Linked DNA regions of Homo sapiens: region 1 is linked to region 2. The links are chromatin contacts, found by Hi-C or POLR2A ChIA-PET in ENCODE. All regions are on one chromosome and are shown on one strand. The core of a region is the stretch at or near the end of the contact, and the rest is flanking DNA. Distances in the headings are between cores, read along the strand shown. Region 1 holds the start of LNCPOIR (lncRNA periodontal mesenchymal stem cell osteogenesis related). Region 2 overlaps HDAC2-AS2 (HDAC2 and HS3ST5 antisense RNA 2).

Region 1 (6,127 bases), core at 2,285-4,784, 550 kb after region 2:
CCCAGTGGATCCTGCACCAGGGCCGCAGGTGGAGCTGCCTGCCAGTCCCGCACCTTTCACCTGCACTCCTCAGCCCCAGTGGGCCAGCACTACTGGGGGACCCGGCTCACCCTCCGCAGCTGCTGGCCCGGGTGCTAAGCCCCTCATTCCCTTTGGCAGGTGGGGCCGGCGGGCCGGCTGGCTGCTCCAAGTGAGGGGCCTGCGGAGCCCACACCCACCTGGAACTCGTGCAGGCCCGCAAGCGCCGCAGGCAGCCCCAGTTCCTGCCTGTGCCTCTCCCTCCACACCTCCCTGCAAGCGGACGGAGCCAGCTCGGGCCTCGGCCAGCCCAGAGAAGGGCTCACACGGTGCAGTGGTGGGCTGAAGGGCTCCTCAAGTGCGGCCAGAATGGGCGCCGAGGCCAAGGAGGCATTGAGAGTGAGTGAGGGCTGCGAGGGCTGTCAGCGTGCTGTCACCTCTCACTGAGAGAAAAATGGCTTTAGATTTGACTTATATTGGCAGTGCTTTGTGGAACCACTTAGTGGGAGGATGCAGGTTATGACATGGAGCATTTTTTTACATAGAAGGGAAGATATTAAAACACTTCCTGCCCAGAAGTGAGAAACTTATAGAGGACCTGGAGATGAAAGCAACACATGGAGATGTTAGTACAGTCTATGGTCTAGTCACTTTGCTACCTGGGCCAGAGTTCTTGTTGGTGAAGAAAATAGAGGTCCTGACAGTTTGAGGAATGTGAAAGAGGGTCCTGCACAACCATAGCACTGTAATTTATTTCCTGTGGTTTGTACTGTTTTGGACACTGTATGTGCCTAATTGGAGTAGATTCGATAGCATATGAGAAGAAAGAATTAGTAAGAGTGAATCTTCAGAACTTTTGAAGGGTTTTCTCAAATGCGAGGAAGATATGGCCCAGTATCTGGGAGATGTAGGGGCAATAGATAGTTTTAAAATCATATATTTTTAATTTATTTTTGAAGATGACATGAATAACAGCATGATATATTCTTTTTTAAAAACATTTATTTAAATTGACAAATGAAAATTGCATATATTTATTTTGTTCAACCTGATATTCAGAAATATTTATACATTGTGGAATGCTAAATCCAGATAATTAACATGTGCATTATCTTACTTTTTTTTGGTGGTGAGAACAATTAAAATCTACTCTCTCAGCAATTTTCAAAAATATAATGCATTGTTATTAACTATAGTCACCGTGTTGTATAATAGAACTCTTGAATGTATTTCTTGTATCTAACCAAAATTTTGGATCCTTTGACCAACATCTGTCCATCCCCCTTCTCCAGCCCCTGGTAACCACCATTGTACTCTCTGCCTCTGTGAATGTAACTTTTTAAAATTTCACATATATGTGAGATCAGCATATTATATTCTGGTAATGATTCAATAGAGAGGGGAAAAATTTCCATGTAAGAGAGAGAGGGCTGGGCGCGGTGGCTCACGCCTGTAATCCCAGCACTTTTGGCGGCCAAGGCGGGTGGATTGCTTGAGGTCACGAGTTGGAGACCAGCCTGACCAACATAGTGAAACTCATCTCTACTAAAAATACAAAAATTAGCTGGGCGTAGTGGTGGGCACCTGTAGTCCCAGATACTCGGGAGGCTGAGGCAGGAGAATCGCTTGAACCTGGGAGGCAGAGGTTGCAGTGAGCCAAGATTGTGCCACTGCACTCCAGCCTGGGCAACAACTATGTCTTAAAAAAAAAAAAAAGAGAGAGAGAGAGAGGGAACAAATCATTGAAACAATGTTCCTGAATGAGTGAAAGGGAATAGGAGTGGTACAGAGATTGGCTTTAGCTGGAAATAACAAGAGAAACACTCTCTTGGATAGATTTTATGTTAGGATCAAAAATGCAAGCAAACAGAACATAGCATGGTTTGAGCATTAGAATTATATAAACATAAACATTAAATATTTAGAAAACTACATTTGAGCCAGAAGACATGCCAGTTATGAAACATAAGCTTGACTAGGACTCCTTACCTTGAAGGCATTAGAGTGGCCCAGTGGTTTTCAATTGAAGGTGATGTTTTCTCCATGGCCCAAGGATATTTGCCAATGTCTGGAGACACGTTTAGTTGTTACACCTGGGGGAGATGTTGCTGTCGACATCTAGTGGGTAGAGAACAGGAATGCTGCTAAACATTCTATAATGCAAAAGTCAGCCCCCAACACAAACAATTAACTAGCCTAAAGTGTAAATAGTACAAATATTGAAAAACAGTGACAGGAAAGAGTTTCCCTGACCTCTACTGAAATCTGCTGTAGTTATTAATGGTATAGTTGATTTTGTTTGCCCCTTACAGCCAAAGACAGGGGGAAGAAGAAAAAACTAGCATCAAAGCCAGAGCACTGATGTCTTAACGTGTAGAAGATGCATGGTCATGTGACACATTGCAACACACTGCAGAGAATTCTATCTAAAAGTCTGTAACCTTCGGCTCATCTGTGTTGTTCAGTGGTCACCATAAATACAATTTGTGTTGAAGTGGCTCTCCCAGATTCCAGCCAACCACACTAATCTATCTAAACAAGTTCTATGAGAAACAAATGTCTCCAGGTATGCTGGGTCAGCTGTGAACATTAAAATGGGGTTTAGTGATGAATTAGTTATTGGGGAAAACAAACATATTATAGCGCCATTCTTGAAAATCATACACTTTGATACTTAACACACATCTTAGTTCAAATGAAAGTAATAAAGATGCAGTTTCATAAGTTTTAAAATTATATGGTCACATCCAAAATATCATTAATAATTAACAAAATCTCAGACAAAATAAGGATGTGAAATTGCTTATTTCAGATACAAATGTCACATTATTGGATGCATTTTGTTAGGATTTGAAGTAGATTATTTATGACAGTAGAACCAGGGTAAAGGAAATGGGAACAGCAAAAAGGTTTAAAAGATTAGTAAAATTTAATATTTAGTAATTTGAAAGTTGATGTGAAATATTACTATATTGTGCTTAGGTAAGATTTACTAGAACACTTTGTAAAAATAATCTAAGTACTAGGGCCATTGGGAATGCTGTCTTTCTTTAAAATTTCAAATTCACTGGATTATGGTAACTGAAAGAAGGAATAGACAAACCAGGTAATTCTTGCATCCTAATATTAGCTTTACCTAGTCATGCATAACAACACAGGGAAGCCATATGAAAAAAAATCATGCCTAAAAAATATCAGTCTGAGATAAAGTATGTAAATACATGTTTATTGTAAACCACTTCAAACTATTTTTGAAAGAAGGTAAGGCAAGGCATAAACATACAAATATTTAGTAGCATATGCCTTAATACTGAACAAGGAGTTGTATTTTTCTTACATTCATTTCTTTTTTTCAAACTTATTTTAAAGTGTTTTCTCTAGAATGTCACCTTGGGCTACAAATTAATCTTTAATCTATTTGTCTATATTTGTTGACTTACTACTATATACAGAACATTAACTTGGTCCTGGAGATTGAGTGATGAGTAATGTGCTCTACTTGCTTTAAAGGGCATATAGTCCAGCAGGATACAGAGACACAAGTAAACAGGTAACAATGACATAATGTCATAAGTTCTATGGCAGAGGTAACCATGGGGATGCAATGGAGGGTCAAAGAAGGGAGTACTTAACCAAGTCTTGGGAAGTTTCTGAGAAGGTCAAGTTAGTGGAATTCTAAGCTGGATTCTGAAAGATGAGCTGTAGTTGCCTAGGCAAATGTGGTGTGAGAGAGCAGGAGGACATTTCAGGCAGAGAGTACAGTATGATCGAAGTGTTCAGCGTTGAGATAGACCACGGGTATAGGGAGAAATGTGGATGGTTCAGTATGACAGGAATTAGAGAATGAAAGAGGTCAATGGAATTGCTGAAGATAGAGAAGGAATCAGGGGTCATAGTGCCTTGGGAACTTTATCTTGTGGGTATTGGGGAATCACTAGGATGCATAAGTGGTGGAGTAACTTGATCAGAGTTCCATGTCAGAAAGATGTTTCTGGCTGCAGTGTGGAGAACATCTTAGAGAAGAATAAAGGTGGAGGCAATGAGCCCAGTTAAGGGAGTGTGCTGTAAACCCTGTGGTCTGAGCAAGAGTAACAGACTCTTGATGAGAAGAATGAGGAGATTTTGAAAATAATTAGGTGGTAAAATGGACACAACTTTGTGATATTTATATATGAGAGGTGAGGGAGAATGAGGCATCAAGAGTGCTTCTTCCTATCTCTTTGGTTTAGAAAGTTGGGTTAATGATGATGCTGCTGACTGATGGAGGACATCCCAAAGTTTGTGGGAAAGATGAGGTCTATTGGCTATTGCACATAAAGGCCTACATTGATTACAGTGAGCATAAAGGTGTGTGATGACTGCTCATAATATGTTCTACTCAGGGATTGCCACATTCTCCATTTTTAGGTATCCAAATGTTACTATATTAGGGCACATTTCTGATGAATACTAGTGGGATAACTGAACAAAAACTTATATTTTGTTTTTTTTTTTCTGCTTTTATCTAGAGTCATGCAAACAGTTCCTCTGGCAGCATTTTAGAGGTGTCAACCCAACAATTCTACCACTGTTTTGTCAAGCCAGTTGGCTGAATAATAAGTATATCCTAACTAAATATATATATATATATGCAGAAATAGCCATTAAGTAAAGGATGGGATACTATAATTTCTAACACCTAAGATTGGAAAATAGATATTTTTAAATTAGATTAAGTTGTTAATAAGAAATTATATACTAAGGCTGGGTGCCATGGCTCATACCTGTTATCCCAGGTTTTGGAGGCTGAGGGAGGAGGATCATTTGAGACAGGAGTTTGAGCATAACTTGGGCAACATAGCGAGATCCTGTCTCTACAAGAATTCGAAATTAGCCAGGAATAATGGGCTATGCCTGTAATCCTAGCTACTCAGAAGGCTGAGGAAAGAGCATAGCTTGAGCTTGGAGTTTGAGACTGCAGTGAGCTATGATTGTATAACTGCATTCCAGCCTGGGTGACAGACAGAGATCCTCTCTCTAAAATAAATAAATAAATAAATAAATAAATAAAATCATATAAGAAGAAATATAAACTTAAACTGTGCATTATACAATTCAGTAACTATGCTAGTAAATCTACTCACTGGTAAATATACAATGAACTCATAACATTTATTTCATCTCAGAGTATGAAGAATAAATTAAGAATTATGTGAACCCTATTTACAGCATGTTTTAAAATTGCTTTTCTTGATACATTCAGAATAAATAATTAATAAACTATTTCTTCTCACCCAAAACTAATATACAGTGATATAATGTTATCTTACTTCAAAATAAGTTATTGTTTTTCATTGATAGTTTAGAGTGTCAGATGTTAAGGAGTCATGTGTATTCTCATGCCTTATCTAACAATGCTAAAATTGTCTACCTTAAAATAATAGGAATTATATTTTGTTTTCCCATAGAATTCAGGATTTTAAGAGCACCTGTGACAAGGAGTGTCTTGCTAAAATATTGTTAATAATGGTTATTAAAAAGAAGGAAGAATTCAAAGGAGCTCTTTTCCAGTTACAGATGTGGATTTTTATTTTTCTGTTCTGGTAAACCAAACTACAATTGTCTCCTACAATAGCAAAATGAATAATAAAATCACATTGAAAGTGATTTTAATTTTCCATTATTATCCAGTATAATTAAAATTTCAGAAATAATATTCTTTAAGCACTCTGATGTTTTTCAAATACTCTCTTCTTTAAGTGTTATAGCTCAGAGAAGGGAATGGGCCACTTTTGCAATAACATGCTATGTGCACACTTCTCCCTTTTAAATTTCAATTCAAAGGAAATGTAAAAATCTTCAAACACAGCAGAAATTGTGAATTAATAAGACCTGCAATTAAATCTCTTTTATGGTATAAACTGTGCCTATGCCTTAACAAAACAAGATGTCAGCATTGTGAAGGTCAAAGTTGCTTGGCATCAAATAGATCAAATGCTGAATTGTTTATATACATGTTAGAAAAGTGCACTGCTGTAAAAATATTCTCATAATCTGCAGAATTTGACACTGAAAATAACATTTGCTATTTAATTAAATGTTGAGAAGGCATTTATAGATAGACACCAAT
Region 2 (6,063 bases), core at 866-3,365:
TTTTTTTGAGATGGTGTCTTGCTCTGTCGCCCATGCTGGAGTGCAGTGGCACGATCTTGGCTCACTGCAACTTCAGCCTCCCAGGCTCAAGCGATTCTCTTGCCTCAGCCTCCCAAGTAGCTGGGATTACAGGTGTGTGCCACAGCTGGCTAATTTTTGTATTTGTAGTAGAGATGGGGTTTCACCATGTTGGCCAGGCTGGTCTCTAACTGCTGACGTCAGGCAATCCATCCATCTTGGCCTCCCAAACTACTGGGTGTGAGCCACTGCGCCTGGCTGTTATTGGCATTTTCTTAACTCCTAGTTGCATTGTTCAGACCACTTCACATGTGAAATTAATGCCATCCAACTTTTTTTCCTAGTTGGTGTTCCACACACAGATTGGCATTGACATTGTTATAGAGCCTGCCTATGCTCAGGGAGAGAATTTGAGGATGAAAGGGAATATTGGCATCAGTGTCTATGGCAACCTAAAGAAATGTATATGAATTTGCGTATACATCAAGCTCTCTAATTACCATGAGGAAAAACATGAATTCTTTCCCAGTCTGGTCCCTCTTATTAGTCTCACTTTTCTTTCCCCCATCCACCAACTGCATCATCTGTCCCATTTCCATGGGGTGTGTGGGCAGCTGAGGGAGATCCAGCATAAGACATCAGTGCTGAAAACCCTAGCCTGGAAACACCAAAGGCCAAATGAGACTCCATCACAGAATTTCTAACACATATATCCAAGGTGCAATGACCCAGTTTGTCAAACCTTTAGATTATGTGATAATTTACTGATGATTCACTTTAGAGATTTGAAAATAAAAGTACTTTTATATTTTTGTTTTTCTGAAAATGGTCCCAAAGTTCAATGATTTTCTTGCATATCTCAAATATTACAATGGGGTGATTTAAGGCCAGCACATTTTTGCAGGCTATCTGAAAAGAACTTACTTTTCCATAAAGCCCTCTAAGTTTCTTTGCCCTTATTAGATTTATAGCTGATTCTTTCAAAGCTGACTGTGACCTTGACCTGCAGACAAAAATAGCAAAATATAAATTTTGTGGAAGGCAGTAGCACTGTCTTTCTTGGATAAAGTCTGCATCTCCTACCAAGAAAAAATCTAAGAGGTATTGCCAAGCTAATGCACATGGTTAAAGTAACTGCCCCATTGCCCCTTTTCTTTCTTTCTTTTAATTTTTTTGTTCTAGGTTTACTGCACTTGCCTCTAGCAGTTATGGAATTCTATGCCACTCAAATCCTCTATCTGTTGCAAAAATGTGCATCCCAAGATGGTGCTCTTGAGCTGTGGTGCAGTATCTTCAGACAGACACTGTGGGTCCCACAATGAAGCAATGGAGAAAAAAGACACCACTAAAGAACCACCAGGGTGCAGCATTCCTGAGTGGCAGAAGCCATGCAGGAAATGGCAGTATGTACAGCTGGCACTTTGAAGAACAATGAATTCCTTCAAGGCTCTGTGCAGACATTTCAAACAGTGGATACCAGACAGGCTTGGCATAGCTTAGACTCAATTATAGCTAGAATTATTTTATTTCTGGGTAGGTAACTGAGAGAAGCAGGAATTGTGCATGTATCTCCATATGGTTTTATTTTTAAAGAATGAAATAGCAACAAATATAAACAACTGCTGTAACAGCAAAGAGCATAATTTCTTCTAAAATGAGGATTATATTTAGAACACTCCAAATGGGGACACACTGTCTGACAAGAAGTCAGAATATCGGAAAATGGAAGTGTCTTACTTAATTAAATAACCCTGAAGTAATTTAATATCATGAGTAGGTGAGACTTTTAAAAAGGGTTAAACAAAGGCATATCCCTAAGTAGAAATATGTAGCCCTATCACCTGCAAAATTGTCATAAATCTTTGTGTTTTATTTTCACAGATGCTGCATCTTAGTCCAGGGATTTTTAAAGTGTGGTTCCTGGAAGAGCTGGATCAGAGTCATCTGTGTTGATGGTTTAACATAAAGATTTTCGAGCCCCAAGACTCAAGTAGGACAAGGAATTTGAATTTTTAAGCAGCTCACCTGACTTGTCTGTCCTCTAATGTCTGAAGACATCTGACCTCTGCTCTTTCAGTAAAAGCAACAATGGTTTTATGAGCATTGTCGTCACATCTCTCCACTCAAGGGATCCTTCTCATTTCTCCCAGCTGAGGTCACCCACAGCTGCTGCTTCTAACTGCTGGCTTCCAGCCTGCTGTCTGCCAGCTGGCTCTACCCTCTCCTATAACACGGCAGAGAGTAGCTGTGGTCTCCTGCGTGCTCACCCTCTGCTCCCTTGGTCCTGCTCCATGCTTTGGTCCTGCACTTAAATTTTACAAGCATACTCTCTTTCTCTTAAGGTAAGCAACCATTTTAAATCTCAGCGGTAAACAAAACAAAAAATCACCAGGAAACTATATGAAATCAGGTTTTTTTGTTTGTTTTTGGTTTTTGGTTTTGGTTTTGTTTTTTTGGTGGTATTTTTTTTGTTTTTTTGTTTTTTGTTTTTTTGAGATGGAGTCTTGCTGTGTCACCCAGGATGGAGTGCAGTGGAGCCATCTTGGCTCACTGCAACTTCCGCCTCCCAGGTTCAAGCAATTCTCCTCTCTCAGCCTCCTGAGTAGCTGGGATTACAGGCACCCACCACCATGCCTGGCTAATTTTTGTATGTTTAGTAGAGATGGGGTTTCACCATGTTGGCCAAGCTGGCCTCAAACTCCTGACCTCAAGTGATCTGCCTGCCTCAGCCTCCCAAGTGCTGGGATTATAGGTGTAAGTCACCACGCCTGGCATCAAAGCAGGTTTTAACCAGCCTTTTTGTCCACTGATAACATAAAGGAGGTCAGCAGCAGCTAAGTCCTGTGCCAGAAGAGCTTTCTTGTCCTTTCACACTGCAAGAGAAATAATCACTTAGCTAAGAGGCCAATTTTACCTTTTTTAAAAAAAAATTTAAAAATGAGGGCGGGTGCAGTGGCTCACTCCTGTAATCCCAGCACTTTGGGAGGCCAAGACGGGCAGATCACTTGAGGTCAGGAGTTCGAGACTAGCCTGGCCAACATGGTGAAACCCCGTGTCTACTAAAAATACAAAAAAATTAGCCAGGTGTGGTGGCGGGCGCCTGTAATCCCAGCTACTTGGGAGACTGAGGCAGGAGATTCCCTTGAACCCAGGAGATGGAGGCTGCAGTGAGCCAAGAGCACACCACTGTACTCCAGCCTGGGCAACAGAGCTGGACTCCGTCTCAAAAAAAAAAAAAAATTTTTTTAAATGAGAGCTATATCTTATCAACAAAATTAACTATGTTCGTTTTTGGAGTTTTATTTTTGTAGCATTTACAGAAATCTGTTAAGAGCTTCTTAATTATAAAAATGAGTTAATAACATATTTCTCAAATTGACTTATCAATTCGTTGTCATTGTGGACGAAATTACTTTATAATCAATTACCATAAAGAAACCTGATTTGATTTCAGCTCACCCTCAATATTCAAGGCACTTGGATTGTTGGTCTCCACCCATTTATTATGTGGTCTACTAAAAATAGACCACATCCTAGGAGTTAGCATTCCAAGAACAGTTTCCACTTATTACTCACTTCTTGATATTTATGGAACTGCTCATTTCGCAAATATTTCAGCTCTACTCTCCAATCTTTAGAAGAAAAAAGAAAATAACAATAACAACAATAGAATTTCATTCTCTCCAGAGAGTTAGCAAGGAAATGAGAGCGGAAAGAAAGCAAATGGGAAGTTAGAATTGGGGAAAATGTAAAGCAAAGCCAAATGTGAATAGGAATAGCAGTTGACAAGAGGGGAAAAGAGGGTGCAGAGGACAAATATACCAATAGAAAACATGTAAACTCAATAGCATGCAACCTTTTAAAAAATAAATGATTTAAGTTCATTTTGATAGTGGATAGGACAAGAATATTGGCACATTATGAAAAGAAACATGACAAGGTCTTGAATAAATTTTAATGAAAATATATAAATGGATTACCCTCTATTACAACACCAGAGGCCACAAAACTACAGGAAGCAAATTCTTCACTATAAGATATTCTTCACAGCCTCTTTTAATCATGTATACATCCTCATTCTACATTAACTTTCATACACAAAAACAAATTAGAATGAAATTCATTTTTGTACTTACAACCTGACATCCTTAGAAATGTGAATCTTATGCCAACTTAGAGCAAAAATCAAAATTGGAAGACTATAGTATAAGAAAAGACCATGGCCTGTAATCCCAGCACTTTGGGAGGTAAGGCAGGCAAATCATGAGGTCAGGAGTTTGTGACCAGCCTGGGCAACATGGTGAAACCCCATCTCTAGTAAAATACAAAAAAAAAAATAAGCCAAGTGTGGCGGTGTGCGCCTGTAGTCCCAGCTACTCGGGAGGCTGAGGCAGGAGAATTGCTTGAACCCAGGAGGCGGAGGTTGCAGTGAGCCAAGATCGCGCCACTGCAGTCCAGCCTGGGCAACAGAGTGAGACTCCATCTCAAAAAAGAAAAGAAAAGAGAAGACCATGAGGGGGAAGATCAAATAGAGTTGTAGAGACTTCTGGTGTGGATATGCAGACATGATTTAATCCATAGTCTATGGTAATCACCATCTGTAAGTGGAGACCCCAGCCTACTTGACTTGGTGGTAGAAATTCTTTTCACTGGCAGCGGCTTTCATTTCTTTTTCCTGGAAATTTTATCTTTCTTTTCTGTTATAGAGTAAAATGGAAGCCTGCTAGCAGAACACATCTATCCACATGACTCTGACATAGTAGCCTGCATTTCCCACCTTATACCACCTTCCTTTATGGGAGTTATTTTTCATTGCATTCTGAAGACAAAAGACCTTTGGTGATAATCAGTAAAGATCCTAACTTGGTGGTAGACAGTTTTCTACGGAACATGCAGTTCTGACTCCAATAAGCCACAAGGCAGTTCAAACAAAACACTTGGCTGCCCTTTGGGAGGGACCTGGTGGGCACATCTTTCTCTTTTCCTTCACATCTCATTGCCTGTTGTCACTCATGGAATATGTGCATGGCAGGATCAAGACACCACCGTCTGGTGTTCCTGCCGGCAGGGAAAATGTTGGATTTTGAGCCTAGATTCCCAATTTATGTTATTTTATACCCCTCTACCATTATCTTTGTTTTATTGCCTGGGGGAAAGCAGTGTTCACTAAGGAGGAGGTGGTTATTGCAACTATTTGAATGTAATCTGGGGCCATTAGGAATTCATCCATCTGTCAAGCCTGTGGAAGGAAGGAATATGAATGGAGTACTAGTTCTGATAGTGAAGTGTGCCTTAGAACAGATGTTTGAATTGACAAGTCTTCTCAGTGGTGTAACATATACCAGGGTAGCACTGGTACCAAGTGAGAATGGGGCTTTGTCTTTGTAGCCTTTTTTCCCTTGTGGTTTGTTGCAGTGGTTTGAATGGCATGGTTTTTTATTTATTTATTTATTTATTTTAAAGAGAATTTAGCAATTTATGCAATTTTTCTAGAATTGAATATTTTGTACTTTGATAATAGCTCATTTATGGAGGGAAAGTTCTATTGTGAGTTTTTGCTTTGTTTTTTTTTTGTTTTTTTTTTTTTTGCTTTGTTTTTTGTTTTTTGTTTTTTTTTTGTTTTTTTTTAAGAAAGCACAGCCCCATCAGTTTATTATTGTGCTCTATTTTAGGGCTACTCCCACTTTAGACATTCTTTGTGAGGTGTCACGCTCTCTCTCTCTTCCTCTCTCTCAGGTGTGAGGGAGGCTTTGCAATATGTTCCTGTAAGAGTTCTCAAAAGTGAGAAATGATATTTTCAATCTTCTCCTTCAAACAGTAACTGCCTGAAAAGCCAAGAAGTAGAGTGACGGGGTGGTGTTGAAGGTGGCAGACTGATGAAGATAAGGAGAAATGAATTTGGAAAAGGAGGGAGGAGCAAACCAATGAAGAGTTGTAAAAACCAGAAAAGCAATTCTGGATTAGATTTAGAAGTGGCAGAATGACAAGGTGAAGTTTTCTATAGGGAGAAAGTTGCTAGGTTGCCTCATTTGAGACAGCCTGGAA

What was found. Hi-C counts contacts between places; a loop is a spot of excess contacts on that map. ChIA-PET counts read pairs that join two places held with the same protein, here RNA polymerase II (POLR2A).
Region 1: a map of Caco-2 shows a loop between it and region 2 (4-fold over the local background). The contact joins the promoter of LNCPOIR here to the enhancer-like site in region 2. A Hi-C loop is called at or near these places in 1 of 168 maps with a recorded cell type or tissue (Caco-2). POLR2A ChIA-PET finds 5 or more read pairs at or near these places in 1 of 52 experiments (Panc1).

What each region holds. Positions count from the first base shown.
Region 1 is chr6:114,541,786-114,547,912 of GRCh38, forward strand. It overlaps LNCPOIR (lncRNA periodontal mesenchymal stem cell osteogenesis related), which reads right to left and starts at 3,535. Exons shown (of 4, transcript NR_183487.1): 1 at 3,459-3,535; 2 at 2,008-2,136.
Region 2 is chr6:113,993,701-113,999,763 of GRCh38, forward strand. It overlaps HDAC2-AS2 (HDAC2 and HS3ST5 antisense RNA 2), which reads left to right. Exons shown (of 10, transcript NR_125845.1): 4 at 1,900-2,360. Among named protein-coding and RNA genes, the nearest start is that of HDAC2, 26 kb to the left of the region's middle. RefSeq lists a silencer at 2,045-2,339 and an enhancer at 2,608-3,807. Within about 2 kb of position 2,116, at least 13 of the 41 ENCODE cell types and tissues checked have a DNase peak (open chromatin) inside an H3K27ac peak, as active enhancers do.